Regions from separate parts of the Mus musculus genome. Here region 1 is linked to region 2. The links are chromatin loops, found by intact Hi-C in ENCODE. Cell type or tissue: heart. All regions are shown on one strand.

What was found. A loop is a pair of places that touch in the nucleus more often than their neighbours do. Peaks named below come from ENCODE experiments on the same cell type or tissue, not always from the same donor. Only the 100,000 strongest peaks of a DNase experiment are listed, where the experiment ranks them.
Region 1: a loop joins it to region 2, with 2.8 times the contacts of the local background. A loop is called at or near these places in 2 of 42 quality-filtered maps.

The regions. Positions count from the first base shown.
Region 1 is chr19:42,186,528-42,194,527 of GRCm38, reverse strand. Zfyve27 (zinc finger, FYVE domain containing 27) reads right to left here. Exons shown (of 13, transcript NM_177319.3): 11 at 5,285-5,331; 12 at 4,925-5,006; 13 at 1-4,145. The coding sequence ends at 4,081. Among named protein-coding and RNA genes, the nearest start is that of Sfrp5, 12 kb to the left of the region's middle. In heart, a CTCF peak has its summit at 3,832 (motif pointing left); a DNase peak (open chromatin) is centred at 3,787.
Region 2 is chr19:42,426,499-42,434,498 of GRCm38, reverse strand. Crtac1 (cartilage acidic protein 1) reads left to right here and starts at 2,711. Exons shown (of 15, transcript NM_145123.5): 1 at 2,711-2,889. The coding sequence starts at 2,866. In heart, CTCF peaks have their summits at 2,845 and 4,893 (motif pointing right); no DNase peak of the experiment used is centred here; H3K4me3 peaks cover 1,766 bases; H3K27ac peaks cover 644 bases; H3K27me3 peaks cover 7,596 bases.

The DNA.
Region 1 (8,000 bases), 240 kb after region 2:
TGTCCTTCAATCTTCTTGAGGCAGTCTCCGGTTTATGCCAGCCTCCTGCACACTCCAGAGCAATCCTCTTGTCTCTTCCCATCTTGCTATAGGAACACTGAGACTACAGACGCAACACATCAGGCTTTTTAACACAGGTTCCAGGGATCAAATTCAGGGGTCCAGCCCATGTGACCAGGACTTACCTAATGAGTCATCTCACTAGTCCACAAACATTAATTTTTAAAATCAAGTATTCCAATATAATGTGATGCAAAGATGTACTTTTTTGATATTTACATGCAAGCAGGGCAATAGTATGTCCTTATTTTCTGTAAGCCATTGTGTTCCTGTAAAAGCAGGAGCTGACTGGACAGTAAAAACACTGCAGTTCACAATATGCAGTGGTCTCACATCTGTGTGATTCAAGGAGTGTTCACTGGCTGTGTGGCAGGAGGGGAGGCAGAGGGCACAGGGTGCCTGTTGTGTGTTCAGAACCAAGACTGCGATGCTCAGGACAGGACTCCACAAACACCTCCAACTGATTTTCAAGTTTGGTTTTGAATTGTTTTTTAGTTGCTCGGTGTCTGATAGCCTTTTACTGTCACCAAACTTTTCCCAATCCTCACATGCAGTTACGGGATACCACACGGAATCACAGCCTACAGCTTAAAAGTCTGAGGACTATTACCACCTTCTACAGAGGTGAGATAGGACGGGACAGGCAATCTCAAAGGCTGCCTTCAGCTGCTTCCGTGATGCTACAAGAGCCCAGGCAGCAGCAGAGAAGCCTGCCGCTCCCACCCATTCCTTTTCACCCCTACTAGCATCCAGCCTCAGGTCTGCACAAAGCAAGCTCACATCCCACAACTGTGCAGCCATCTGTAATCCTGGCTAAAGTTCACTCCTTGGGAAATCTAATGTGGGGGGTGTTTGTTGCTGGAATGTGTGTGGCTGGAGCCTAGTGTCCCAGCCCAAACAGCCTCTGCTGGAGCCCCAAAGAAGGCTCACCGCCAAAGGAGCCCGGAATCCCCAGCCACCAGCAGTGCCAGAGAATGGAATGTGCTGCTGGGGTGTTGCTGGCAGGAGGTGGGGTCACTGGGAGCTAGGGAAGGTGGGGGCTCCAGCCACAAGGCCACTTCTGTTCTGGTAGAGACTGAAGGGGGATGGTGCTAAGAGGGTGGGGGTGGGGCAGACCAGTCTGTTAGCTCAGTGGCTAGCTCCTTAGAGAGTGGGGACCAGAACATGGCCTTTACCCAAGGCTTCTTAGACCATAGCTGCTATGAACACTTGTAACACAAGTGTTTCCCACTCCACTTTGGGTGGGGAACTTAACACCCCCCACCCCAGTACCTCTATTTACCTATTTAGAATATCCAAGAACTAGACAAACTGTGACACTGTAAGACATGAGCTACTGGCTAGGTATAGTCCCTGGCAGGATGACCTGTGAACAGGGCCAGCTGTGAGAAGAGACACAGATCTCTGAAAAAGGAGATTCATTTGGCTTCAGCCCCAGGGGCTACAGAAAACACCCCAAAATCATCACCTATTCCAGGTCTGCCAAGACCTTCTGAAGACATCCACATACTAGACCACAAAAGACTCAACAGACCTGAGCCCAAGTCAGGCTAGATGCCAGAGTTCCAAACCTGCCCTGCCACATGCCAGGACTCTAACACAACCTGGCTCTCTGTCTCTGTTCCTGGGTACCAGCAAATTGGAAGGTGTATTTTGACACAGACATCCAATTCTACAACGTGCAAGCTGTCTATCATTCCACATTGAGATCTCTGTACCACAGGCTCCATGGTGACACCATCACCAACCTTGCTGAACCCTGTTAGCTCTGCTCTCTTAAGAGGAACCTGCATCTGAAGACAGCCTCCCCACCTGTTCTCACAGGGACCTCCAGGAAACAAAAAAGGCAAGCCCCCTGTCTCACATCTGTGACTACAGCCAGCCTTTTTCAGCAGTGACAGTCACCTTTTGCTTTGTTTTGTTTTTCGGTTTTTCAAGACAGGGTTTCTCTGTAGCCCTGGCTGTCCTGGAACTCACTTTGTAGACCAGGCTGACCTTGAACTCAGAAATCCGCCTGCCTCTGCCTCCCAAATCCTGGGATTAAAGGCATGCGCTACCACGCCCGGCTACACAGTCACCTTTCAATAAGATGGCCTGATACCTTAAAAAAAAAAAAAAAAAAAAAAAGTTAAAATCATTCTTTGTTGAAGGAGGTGGTGGAAGAAGAGGAGGGAGAGGAGGAAGAGGAGGCAGCAGTGGCTTTTGCTATAAGGACACAGGACAGATGTGCATTCTTTCTAAAGGCTACAGGATGATAGCACATGGGTCCTTGGTAGGTGGGGCTGAGCTCAGAGCTGGCTCACAGTGCTGCTGCTGTGCACTGCCGGCCTTACCATGTGGAAAACAGAGCCTACCTCATGAGCTTGGTGCCAGCGCTAACATAATGTGTGCAGTGCCCAGCTCCAGCCTAGCCTGATCACAGGGCCAACTTGCACCTCACCCCACCAGAAACCTGCTTACCAGCTCTCAGCCTCCTGCAGCGCTGGCCTTTCTGTCTTTCCCAGAGGATTAGCTAAAACCTTTCCATTCTGAAGCCTGCATTATTTATAGTTAAGTTCTGGTCCCAACCTCAATCCAAGACCGTGGGTCTGGTCACAAGATAAAGCCCACCCCTCCTGTTGATAAGGCACAGCTTTCCACTGGGCCTGGCTGGCTCACGAATTGCCACAGGAGGTGTGCAAAGCCCACCTACAGCCCACCCTGGGCAACATGAAAGACCTGAACAGCACTAGGAGACCTGACAAAACCATAAGCATGGGGCCTTTTATTGACAATTCTCCACAGCGTTCCTGTCTACTGCTCTACAGTATAAATACGCAGAGGTGAGCATCTCTCACCAGGACAAAGGAGTACACCTCACCTGCTTGGTCCCCACTGCCAAACCCTCAGTGCTCTACTGCTGTGTGTGTGTGGCCTATCAGCAAGGAGGACCTCAAATGGTTCAGGTGTGGGCACCACACCCATGACTGGGCAGCAGAAACAGTTCCTGAAGATCAGCTCCAAGGGCAGTCCATGACTGCAGAAGGGTCTCAGGCAGAAGCCCCTTGTCTTCTTCATCCTACCCTGTGCTGCGTGCTCTCAGGAACCATGAAATAAATAAATAAATACTCTGAAAAAGCTCCAGGGGAAGGGGCCTGAGCCAGCTCATGGCTTAAGAAGAGGCACAGCACCCTTGGCAGGTCAGAGGGAACATAAAACTGGCCATGTGACTGACCCTATCCTACAATGCTATCTCTACTCCAGGAACAGCCCTGAAATCCGGGCAGTCCTACACGTCCCTGGACCTCAAAGGCTTGCAGTCTCTCTGCTCCACTCACCTGGCCGCATGTTCCATGAGATAAGGGCTAGAGATATGTGGCAGTGGGAGAAAGGTGGGGTGCCCTAGACTCAGAGCAGGATGGAAGAGTGATGTGAGGGTCCTGTAGCCACCCCAGCAGGGCTGAGGACACCAGAGAACCATGGGAGTTAAGATTCTGTAAGCAGAGCTTCCCCATCCTGCCATCCACTTGACACTGAAGGACTTGAGCAGCACCCTCACCTTCCCTCTCCTTGGGACACCTGGGAACGCCAGTCCTGAGGCTATTCAAAAGGCAAAGGCAGGCCATGGAGCTCTAAGTCCCCTCGCAGGCTCTCTGGGGCTGAGAGACTGACAAGTACCCAACAGGGAAGAACCTCTTTTCCAACCTCAAGTCTCTTGGATCCTAAGGTCTAGCCAGCCTGACCTTGACGACCAGAGCCCAGATGAGAGCAGGCTGTGCTCAATTCTGCCCTCTGGTGGACACTCCCTCGCTAGCCCTGAGTTAACAGGGTATAGGATAGAGCAGAACCAAGAGCCGGGACCCCAGGGGCTCCTCTCCCCCTGGGCCTTAGAGCATCACCAGCCCAGCTGGAGGCAGCAGGGGAAGGGCAGGAAGGACCTAGCTGTCAGGCTACGTTTGCCCAGCACAGGCCTCAGAGGCCCAGAGTTGGGACAGTAGGGTCACTGCTGGCCCCAGGACAGTTGGAGCCTGGCTTCTCTTCTCATTTGCTCAGGGTCTGATTGCAGGAGGCGCACACACACACAGTCTCTCTCTGGGCTTCAGGAGCTGGAAAGAAAGAAAAACTCAGTGAGACAGTTCTTTGTACCCTTTAGGCTCAAGGTGCCAAGTACTGAATTAGCCTCCCCAGTCCTGAGACAGACCACCCACGGCCCGGCCCACACCCTCCCTGACCCAGCTCCCTCCCTCAGACACGCTGGGGCACTGTGGCTCTGACGCCAACAGCAGGCCTCTCCCAGGTGTTCTATGCATTGGAAATTCTTCTGGCATCAACAAAATAAAATACCAGAGGAAATTTTCCCTAAACGTTTTAACAGTGGTTAAAAAATCTCTGGGTGGTAAGATTACAGGATCATTTTTCTCTTCCTTTCTTCTTTATAATAACCTCAAAACTTTATAGTTAACAAGCATGTGCTACTTGTAAGATTGGCAAAAAGCCTTGCCCCACACTGCAGCACATCACAGGGCAGGAAGTAAGATATCACCGCAGTTGTCAAGAGCACAAATACACATCCACGCTCCTGTATGTGCACGCTCATGCTTCCTACATGTGCACATCCATGCTCCCTTCTGCCTGTCAGGAACACAGGGGCAGGGGAGGACTTCCTTTTGCTCATCTACAGGTTTCATTTACAACAAACATACACAGCATTTAGGAAAGGAAGAGAAATTCCTTTGATTCTGTTAAAAGTGGACCTGGGGTAATGAAATAAGATTCAACCAGGTGGTCTCCTCTGGGAGGAAAGAGGAGTCTCGGGAGCTGTCTTGCTCTATGCAGGGCAGCCTCAGTCCTTCCCACAGGCCGCCTCTCTGGCCTCCTCGCTCACCTGTGGCTCCCATAGAGGACCTGGGCACCTTGAAGGAGCAACACCGCGAGCAGAAGCTGTTCCCACAGTTGCTGCAGCTCCGCTGTAGACGGGAACAACAGTGTCAGATGGAGCCCACCCTCAGGCACCTGACACCCCAGTGCTCCCTCCAATTTTATACAACAGAAGAGGGGCCTCAGTGGGTGGGATGAGACAGGACAAAACAGCCAACAGAAGGCTGATAAGGGTGTGGGCCTTAGCAAACAGAGGGCACTGGTCCTATGACTCGAATGAGGGCTTAGACTCCATTGCTGACTCTCCTCAAGTCGTGCATCAGCCCCAGTCACAGCACACTGCCCCGGCAAACAGCAGCAGACTCACCCTCTTCTTCAGCACGGAGAACGTAGCGGCACAGCCTGCACAATTCCCTGAGAGACAAAGGCAGCAGCTGAGCTACGATCCAACCCAGGCCGCTCAACCCAAATTGTTCCTGACTCTAACTGGGCCACTCAGGACCCAGCCAGGCACAGCCCAGCATCTTAGCTGGGTGCAGAGAGCAATATGTGTATTTAAAATAAGTAAAGGTGCCAGCTCCTCAGAGCAGCTTTCACCAAGCTACACACAGCTTGAGTCCTTGCACGCTCCCAACACCAAGTGCCACACACACTCACAAGCTTGGCAGATTATCAAAGAACAACCAGAGAATCTCCCCCCTGAAATCTAGCCAAGCCAACATGGACCTGAACCCCAGCATCCTCAATGAAGCCTACTAGATGTGACCTTTTCATAATGTCTCCTTCCAAACATCTGTCCACAGTGAGGGACAGATACGCCTCCAAGAAACACAAACTCCTTTCTGTCATCAGAAGATCCCAAGAGAAAGCTTGAAACAGGGCACCTTCCAACATGACATGAAGGGCAGGGTCTCAAGCACTGGTGGCAAGCAGCAACACAAGCCTTCCAAAGCCACAAGTACAGGGGGACAGAGGAGCTTCAGACTGTGCCAGAGCCGCTCGGGTGACGACTGGCAGTTGGGGCGGATGGAGGAGAGATGAGAGATGGGTTCTGGGGCCTGCTATGACCTTGCAGGCAGCAGCAGAAAGAACAACTGTGACTCCTGGGTAACATGTTTGCCCGTAACAGTCCCAAAGTTCCTTCCTAGTCAGCCAGGATTGCCCACAGCTCTTGCTAAAAGACGCTCCCTGGGATCAAGGACAATAGACTATGGAGCCAGGGGAGCAAGGCTGAGGTATCTGAGGCAAACATCTCTGCTGTTGGACCTCTCACAGCCATGTAAAGGACAGAGAGAACACAAACTCCAGGATGCTAGCGGGATAAGAAAACGTGCTCACTGACTATGGCTCCTCTACCAAGAACAGAGGAAGGCAGCCTATTCAGCAAGGTGACAGAACCTGGACAGGACAAAGAGCCCAGGTCCAAGAGCTCCTCAGAAGTAGATGGAGAGCCAGGACTGCACAGTCCCCATGCACATCTAGGTTGAGAGCTGACACCAGGTCACACAGTGACAGAGAACAGTCCTGCTCCTCCCAAGCCTAGCCACTCTGCCCATTCTCAGCCACATCACCCACCTCGACTCACCTAGTGACCCTACTGTGAAGAGAGAAGGGCAGGGCAGGAGCCATCAGGGCAGTCATCTCTAGGACAGGGGTGCCTGGACCCTTGGCAGCTCCACCAAGACTCACGTGGAGGCTCCAGAGGAAGCCTTCATCTCATCCCTCCCAAAGACCCACGTCATCTACTGACAGCCAGAATGGAAGGTCCCCTAAAGTTCATATATTGAGTCCTAATCCCTAGGCAATGGTATTACAAAGTGGGGCCTTTAGTGAGTGACTGGCAGAGCACTCATGAGAACACTGCTCTTATAATGGAGGCCCTGGACAGCACTTTGTCATGTCTCCCGGAGGAGCCAGCAAAAGGGTGCCATCTATTACCCGGACCCAGTTGTGCTGGCACAACTTAGACTTCAGTTTCAGCAATGGTGAGAAATCGCATTTGCTTCATTTATGAAGCATGCAGCATGGTGTATTTTCTCATAGCAGTCTGGAAGGACTAAGAGAGATCTCAGAGCAGCCTACCCAAGGCTGATCTGGGAACCTGGACCCAGGGGCCAACATCTTGGAAGCAGAATTGTCACACTTGCCCTCAAGGTAGAGATCAGGCCCTACTAACAAAGGGACATAGGCACTGCAGCAAGGGGGAGAGGCAGGGAAGAGCAAAAAAGGCCACCCTCAGACACCTGTATGGCCTCTGCCTATCCAGGTGGGGAGAATCTGACCCAAAACCCAGGTCTGAAGACAGGACTGACACTATACAAGGCACTCCTAAACATCAGAGCTAAGAGAAGTCACAGGACAGATGAGGTGGCAAACAGGACCCAGAGTGGAATCCGATGACCTGCAGTTGAAGCCCAGCTCCCCCTGAGAGATGAAGCTCTTGGGTGACCTCAGGTTACCCCTCTGCAAAACAGGAGCTTCTCACCGCCTCTCCTTACACTGCACAGACAAACTGTCACTTGCTGGACCAACAGCAGTAGTCCCTTTGCATCTGGACCCCACCTGCTCCTGGGCCCAGAGCCTGTCTCGCCCTACCCATCCCCCAGAGAAATGAGAGTGAGCTTATGAGAGGACCTGAGCCTGCGTGCCTACCAAAGCCAATAGTCAACAAAGGTAAAAGGGATTCTGTGTACCCAGGGATACAAACACAGACACAAACAGCAGGCCTAGGACATCTAATCCTGAAAAGATAACCACACTAGTAAGGGGCAAGAAGGCAAGCCACAGAGGCCCCTCAAGTTCCTGAAGATAAATCCATGGATTTCCCCTCCCTCCACAGACTCACAGACTTAGAACTCACTAAACACTGAAACACACAATCCAAAGGCCACAGTGACTCTCAGTAAGCAGCCACTGTAGGCTCTCACCAGGACTTTAGCTGGCTCTGCTCTCAGGGCTCCAAATCAAAGCCAGGGTCCCAACCTGGGCTCAGAGTCAAACACACCCTTCAAGATCTTGACCTACCCACAACCCTAAGAAAAGACTAGCTTACCAAACTACAACTTTGGCTAGAAGTGCCAAAA
Region 2 (8,000 bases):
AATCCTGACCTAAACTGACACGAAACCACTTTCCCTTCAATGCTTACTCTAGAAATCCTGACATTTCGCTGCGGAAATATGAATGTGTCTGATTTTCAGATGCGACTCCAGACCTCACAGGATGGTGCAACATGTTTGGCACCTCTCTGAATTCTAAAACACCCTGCCTTCAAGGGTTTCTAGACACAGGCAACATTAGGAGAATTAGAAATTCTAGGACCAGATCTGCCCATCCCATCCCATCCCTTATCCCTCGAAGGACTCCCTGAGTGGAACACCTGTCACTTTACATTTCACTGTCCTTTCCTGGCACCTTGGCTCTGTCATCCCCTTCCCTGACTAGAGAGAGTGAGATCATTGCAGGGTTGTTTTGCACCGACAACCTATTCACATCTGGGTGGCTAATGTTGATAATTACTGAGCTGGTTACTAAATCTGTCAGGTTTAGGTGAGGTGAGTCTCGGCAGCTGGGGCTGCTGCTTACAGCTTCCCAGGCAGAGAGAGAGAAAGAGAGAGAGAGGTGAGAACAAATCCAAGAAAGGTGTGTTCGGATGCTTGGGCTCCAGTGAGACTGGTTAATTACCAGTCACTTGCTGTCTCTCCGAGTTGGAGCTTCTGGCTAAGGAACAGTCGTGCATCAGACAGAATCCGACAACCTGCTATTTATTTCCACATAAAGAAAGTGGCAGGGACTAAGACGCCGAGGACAAGTGTGGAGACAGTCTCTCAAGTGCCAGGACCACAGCCACACAGATGCAGATATCCTCAGCACAGGGCGGTAGTGTGAGCCATCGGGATGCTGAGCCTACTGCTGCTCCTTTGGAGGGAACTGGGGACCAGGGGTGTGCTTGGGACCAAGTGTACTTGCTGCTGGATGAAGTGTATTGATGCAGAACCTTGGATTATGTTCTAGCAACACCCCCTGCCCCCGACACACACACACACGAGAGAGAGAGAGAGAGAGAGAGAGAGAGAGAGAGAGAGAGAGAGAGAGAGAGAGCATCTTTCCCAGAAGCACATCCACACATCCATTCAGATTCTCACAGGGTACAGAACAGTCTCCGACCCCTAGAGAGAGGTTGATTACAAACCACTGGCCTGGAACCCTGAAGAAACAGGTTGATATTGGGTCGAGCACCCAGAGTCTCGGGATTCCTAATGATCCTGAAATTATACTCGAAAGTCACTTATGGGTAAACGTTGGCCAGTTTTTCCAGAAAGAGACGCCAGTGACTTTCGCCAGATTCTCAATGGTTCCTCACCGCTGAGGAGCTCCTTGGCGGCCCAAGAGATGGACTCTGCCTACGCTTAGCTTCTGCTTTTAAGAGAAGAGCACAAACGGGGCTGACAGTTCTAATCAGTACTGGGAGATAACCAGGTCCAGCTAGGAACTGGTTGACAGGGAACTCTATAGCAGAACCTTCATCCAAGTCTTTTTAAGCGTCAAACATACAGACGCCAAGCTAGTTAGTGAGTAGTGATCGCAAAGCCTTTGGAGCTGAGCAAAGAGTCCCATATCCTTCTCCGAGGCCTCGGGTCTGGCTTTCAGAAATCCACCGGTCTTATTCATGAAAGGTCAAAATTCACTACTTGCTGAGCACCTATTATAAGCCTGGTTCTATTGTAGATGCAAAAGGTCCATTGATGTGGACCTTAGCAAGTTACCTGCCCCAAACACAGGTATATGGGGAGCTACTAACGAAGTCATCTCCATGTTAGTTGCTCTCCCACCACTACCCTTGGGCCAGAGAGACCAAAGCCATTGCACCCAGCTGTGCCAGCTGGTGACAACGGAGAAAGAGCAAGCGGTAGTACTCCGTGTGGGCAAAAGATGCAGACGCCCTGAGCAGGTGGGCCAGGCTCAGCCCTGGTGGGTGTTGCTGGAGAGGGGGCTAGGTACGGTGAGGACTCTGCCTGCGGGGGCGGAGGGCGCGGATGTGGGAAAGCAGACTCTGCCCGCAGTTGCCTGGGCCGCCGCGCCTGACCGCCGAGCTGCGCTCGCCTGCTCCCCGCCCTCTGGGACCGTGGTGAAGCTCTGTTCCCCATACTGAGCAGTCCCCCGGAGGCGCTCGGACACGTCCCTAGGCTGGATAAAGATCGACTCGGAGCTCGCTCCCCAGCGAGAAATCTCGCCATCGGCGTGGCTCGCGCGGCCGCTCTGGCCGGGCCTGGGAGCCGCCAGATCGCTATCTGGGAGGCAGAAAGACAGCAGCGCGGCCGCTACCCCCCGCCCTGCGCTCCGCGTGGCTGCGGGGTCCTGGGGCTCGCCGGCCTCCCTTCCCCCCCTTGCACTGCCTTCCCCGCGCTCCCCCCCCCCCCGGGGACATCCGCTTCCCGCCCGCCCGGTCCCCAGCGTCCCTCAAGGCGCCCTCTCCCCACTCGCCAGGCCCCGCTGCCTCCTGAAGGTTACGCGGCGCGGCGGCGGGGCGCGGCAGAGCACGGGGGGCACCCGCCCTCGCCGCCGCCCGCGCCGCCGCCCACCCCAATGCCCGCCGCGCCGGGCCAGCCTGGCTGCCGGCTGCTGCCACCGCAATCCCGGCTCCTAAATCAGCGCGGGGAGGCGCCCCTTCCCCCACCCGGCTCCTCGGGCTCCCCGGGCCGCGATTGGCCGCGCGTGCGCCCCCCAAGCTTGGGCCCCGGCTCCAGCTGCCGCGCCATTGGCTGCGGGCCTCCGCCAGCCTTTACATAAGCCCGGGCGCGCTCGAGTGGAGTTGTATAAAGCGAGCGCGCGGCGTCGGGGCGGGAGGCTCGAGGCCAGCCCGGGACCAGGGCTGGGCGCTGCAAGGCGGCGGCGCCAGCGGCAGAGGCAGCATCGAGCGCCCGCGCTCCGACGCCCCCAAGCGGTGGGGCTGAGAGAGCCAGAGGATGGCTCCGAGCGCTGACCCGGGCGTGAGTATCCGCTCCTGGAGCCCCCACCCCTTCCGGCGGAGAAAGTTTCGCCAGCCTAGCGCACCCCTCCCCGCACGCCCCCAGGGGTGGCGGGGATGCAGCTGGGGACCTGGGAAGATCGGGACTGCGAAGGCGGCGACGCTGCTCCCAACTTGCCAAGAGGCGCTGGACTCTATTGGCGCGCAGATCCTCCCCGCGGGCTGGGGGCAAGGCGGGCGCCAGGCTGGAGGTGGTGGAAGAGATGGGAGCCGAGGTGTGGGGGTGACAGCCCACAGTTGGCAGAGAACGTGTTAGTGGCACAGAGGATGGAGGTCAGCGGTTTGAGAAGGGGGCAATGGGGCTAGTAGGGGGCGGAGCAGGTGAAGGCTGTGCTGAGGGTACCCGGGGAGTCACCCAGCTGGCGGGCTCAGTTTGGGGACGACTAAGCTACCATCCTCGGCCGACTGCCAACGCTTCCAGGTTGGGGAAGATCCCCCGGGGCATAGCTCTTCTCCCGGGAAGCCGAGCTGTCTCCCCTTGCACAGCGCTGAGTGGCAGAGTGCTCCCGGAGCCAGCCCGGTACACAGCGTAGCTGCCAGCCGCCTTTTGCTGGACCGAGGTGTGGTCTGGCTTTCTAGCTAAGGATGTTTCAGGCAAGCTCTTTTCTGGCATTCTAGGGGAACCATGGGGTCCCCCCCCCCCTTGATCTTATGGAATCAGATAAAGGTTTTGGTGGGGCAGCAGGCAGGCTTGGGGGCATGCCCAGCAATGCAGCGTGATTCTTTTGCAGTACAGTAGTTGGGAGCCCTGGTTAGTCCCGCTTCTGCAGAAACCAACTAAAGAATCCAAAGTCATCCCAGCTGGGATGGGAGCCTCCCTAGGGGTGGGGGTGGGGGGTTCCTTCTTGAATGACTAATGATTACTATTGCTATTGGGTGGGTTCACCTACCGTGACATCTGTACATCTCATCCGTCCTCCTGGAAGCGTTCATGAGTTGCACTTGAGGTACCTTCTGGGATGGGTGCAAGACTTCGAAAAATGAAGCCAGTTGGAAAAGAAAGCAAGAAGGTTCCCAGAGTAGAGGACAGCGGTTTGATGCTGTGTTGAACCTGGGAAGAACTCCTGGGGAAAAGCTATCAGGGGAGATTTGAAACCATGATAACTTGGGACAGGAAGTACCCACGTTGAATTAAAGCAGATCCAGAGACTTGAACAGTTCCTCACACTTGGGTATTGAGACAGAGACGTGGAGGGTGGAAAAATGGGAATATGAACAGTTGGCCCAATATGGTCTTCAAGGAGGCGTTTTTTCCCCCTCTCTCTTTCCTGTCTTGGTTAAAAAGCCTCTTCTGGAGGCAGGTTCTAAAGTCAATTTGGTAGGCAAGGAAGGGAGTTTAGTTCTTGGTGCTGGACTAGATTAGAACACTTTGGTCTCCAGTTGGTGCTGATAGATTCTGGAGAAGGTTGAAGGCTGCCGGTGGCTTCTGCTCTTGTAGCTGATGGGTTGGGGTTGAGCCATTCACCGTAGTACAACCCTACCAATGGGCATGTGTTCAAACTCCTTGGATACCTGCGTTAGGCTAATGATTTTATGTGTGTGTGTGTGGGTTTACCAATCCATGCCCACCCCACCCCCATTCCCTGTTTGCTTGCAGTCAACATTTCTTGCTGCATTTCCCAAGACCTTCTTTCCATTAGGGATGTGTGCAGTGATATACCTGCTTGCTGCTCTGTCTTCCTTTCTCTGTCTGGACTACACCTGGCCTTCTGAACCCTGGTGCTTATTCTTTGGCACCAGGGTGTTTGGTTAAGGTATCCTATGGTTGCATGGAGGAGCCCTGTGAATGAGTAGACCAATGGCCTATGTAATGCCGAGACTGAAACACAGATTCTTAGAGAGACTAGGCCAACGACCAGGAAATTCTTCTGTTAAACAGGTTGTGACCACCTGAGTTGGTCCTCAAGCTCTCCTGCCTCCTTCCAATCAGTGGAAGCTTGGAGGTGGAGCGGGCTCCTTGGTGACCAGTAGGGGGCACCAAAACCACCTAGCTCAGGACTAGTGACTTGTTTCTTACCCTTCACTGGCCATAGTAACTTAATGCTTTAAGAAAGCTCAGGCTACCAACCCCTCAACAATCATCCATTGTGATTGAGGACACTGGGACTGGGACCCTTCCACCACATGTCCTGTGACTTCAGGTGGTCCTAGGACTTCAGAAGCAGTGGGATGGCAGAATATTCCGGGGAGGCAGAGCCGATACATAGCCCCGCTTGCTCTCTGAGATCATTGTTTTTTTGCTTGGTATCTGTGTATTCTTTGAATTCTTGGAACCTAAGAATATTTAAGACTAGAAAAAAGAAGAGAGGAGCACTGGGGAGTATCTGGTCCACCTCACCCCGTTCCCAACATTCCCCTGTACAATGTATTTACAAAAAAATTCAGCTGAAGTAAAAGTAGTATCTTGCCCAAGGTCACATGGCTGTTTGGTAGAAGAGATGGGGCCAAGCCCCAGGATTCCCAGTTCCCTGTTTGGAGCTTTCTCCACTCCAGTGACCTGCTTCTTCTGTGCTGTGAAAATGGACATATGTTTCTACGCAGTAGGCACTGGTAATTACTGACTGGCCAGACTTGAGTATACTAATAGCTTTAGTAAATTTAGGGAAATTTTCTTTGCAAGAAGACAAGGGCAGATAAAGCTCTCATAATGAACATACACGGGCTGTAAAATTCCAAGTTATCCTCTCTCCTCCCTCCACTGTCTTGTCTTATTGCTCTAAATGATCTTTAGGCAAAAGCTGTGCAACTCCGTGCAATGGAATCAGAAATGCGCAGGCCCTCACCAGATAGTCTTAGAACCTAAGGCGAGGCCTAGACATCCTCTAAGGCATGCTGGAACAGTCTCTCTGTCCTGCAGTCACACCTCTGCTGGTGGGACCCCCTCAAACTCAGATCCCAGGTGAACTAAAAAAAATTCCCGAAGAGTGTTTCCCCGATGTCCTTCATCCTTGCCGCTCTCAGCTCAAGGTCACCGTAGTAGAGGCTGTGGTCTCAAACAATCCCTTCTCTTCTGGCATCTGGGGCACCTAGAAGATGCTCTCATTTCTGATGTCCTTCTGTTCTGCTGGTCTGGTGGGTCCATGGGTAACTCTGTTTTCCACTATCACCCAGTTTCTTTACGTACCGTATGCACTTCCTTGGGGTTGGTTCTTCTTGGAACTTTAGCAGATTTGGTGGCCTTTCTTCATTAGGAACCCTGGTGCCAATCTGGAATTCTGAGAAGTAAAATCCTCCCCTGCCCTTGAAGGTCACCCAGTGGGTGCTTATTGCCAAGGAAAATGCTCAAGATTGTTCAGCTCTTCAGTCTCACTGACAAGATGGGTCTTCATCCATAAGAAAGAAGGGAGGTGAGGATATAGGCCACCAGAGAGCCATAGCTCCTTTCCTTAAGTGCGATTCCGAGAACTGTGTTTGAGATCCACGTCAGCCTATTTAACTTCTCGGTCTTGATCTGATTCTACGTAAGATCAGAGGAGTATAATTACATTCAGTATAAGAAGAGTATAGGATCTTCCTGTGAGGGTAGGTGAGCAAAGATGGGGGAAGATGGTCTTTGGGATTCTTCTCTTTAGGTGCGATGCGAAGAGCTAGTCATTTGGAAGGAGCTATTAGTGCTGGATCACTGGGAACACTGTGGGATCTTTTCCTCTGCAGCTAAGGCCAAGTGTTGAGGTTTGCACATCAGCTTCTGGTCATGGTGGCATCAGGACTGATGAGCAAAGTCTGACTGGCAGGTCTCTCTCTGGCCCACTGCTGGATTTTCACTTTGGGGTTCTGCCATGCTCGGGGAAAAGAAATTTTACAGGTCCCAGGATAATTTTGAATGTGATGGAAGGCCCTGAGCTATTGATTCCTGAGGAAGGATCTTTCTGCTGGGAGAAGCCTTCCTCAGAGCCCAGTGATTTAAGAGTGCTGACAAATCCTTGCTCACCGAGCCTCCTGCAGGCTGCAGATAGGCTCCCAGGCCAGCCTGGACTCTGCTCTGGATTTCTGAAGAGTCTGGCTGGTTGCTTAGGGGACATAAACCTGTGAACTCTCCTTAGGAGAAAGTATGAAATCAATTGGTTCATTATCACACCAAACACACGCTGGACCACTTAGGGCGTTTAAGAAATAAGAAGTAGCAGAAGACTGTGAGATTGGGTTTGAAACATGTACAAGAAGGTGTGAAGGGCTAGAGAAAAAGAGTAAAGGATGGATGAGAAGACCTTTGTCCGTCCCCCCCCATGCTCCTTATGTTTCCAATCCCACTGCAGCCCCTAGGCAGTAGTGACTGGAGAGATTACTGAATTCACACCACCCAGACTTTTGGCAGGGTCTAGAGATAATATATTGCCACAGTTGGAATGAAGGGTACTGCAAGCATCATCTGGTGGGAGAGAGGCCAGGTTGTTGCTGAACCTTCCTTTAGTGCACAGGGAAGCCCCAACACTACTGATTAGCTGGCCCCAAGGCTCTACGGTACCAGGATCGGGGCCTAGCAGTGCTTTACAGATGGTAGAGATTTTGGGAATGTTCCAATCAGCTCTGTTTCATAGCCGAGGACCCTGAGATCCAGAGTGGAGAGATGACCAGGCAGAACCCAATAGCAAGTAGACAGCAGAGCTAGTCTGGAACTCACATCTGCTCCTTTGAGGCTGGTTTACCCAAACTCCCCCAAAGTTGTTGTGAAGGATAATTATGAGCTGTGGAAACACTTAGAAAATTACAAGGAGACTATTATTAATGCTGCTATTATTACAAATTTGGGGGTTTGAAAAGTTCTGTTTCTCTGGTGCTGACTCACAGTAACACTAGATCAGTCACTCCCCAAGTCCTATACTGCCTTTCGTGTGCTCGTGGAAGGGGGTCGTCTTAACAGAAGATAAGTATCAGAATCTTTATCAATAGAGGAAAGTCCTAAGATCTGCCTTTCAAAAGTGTAGACACCTAGAAAACAAGAAAGAAGAAAAAAGGAAAAAAAATTCCTTGAAAGAAATCAGATGGACTTTGTGTGAAACAAAACACTCCCTTCTTGGAAACATTCCAGTCCCCTGGCCCCGTGTGTGCGTTGGTTCCAGCCCAGGAAATCTG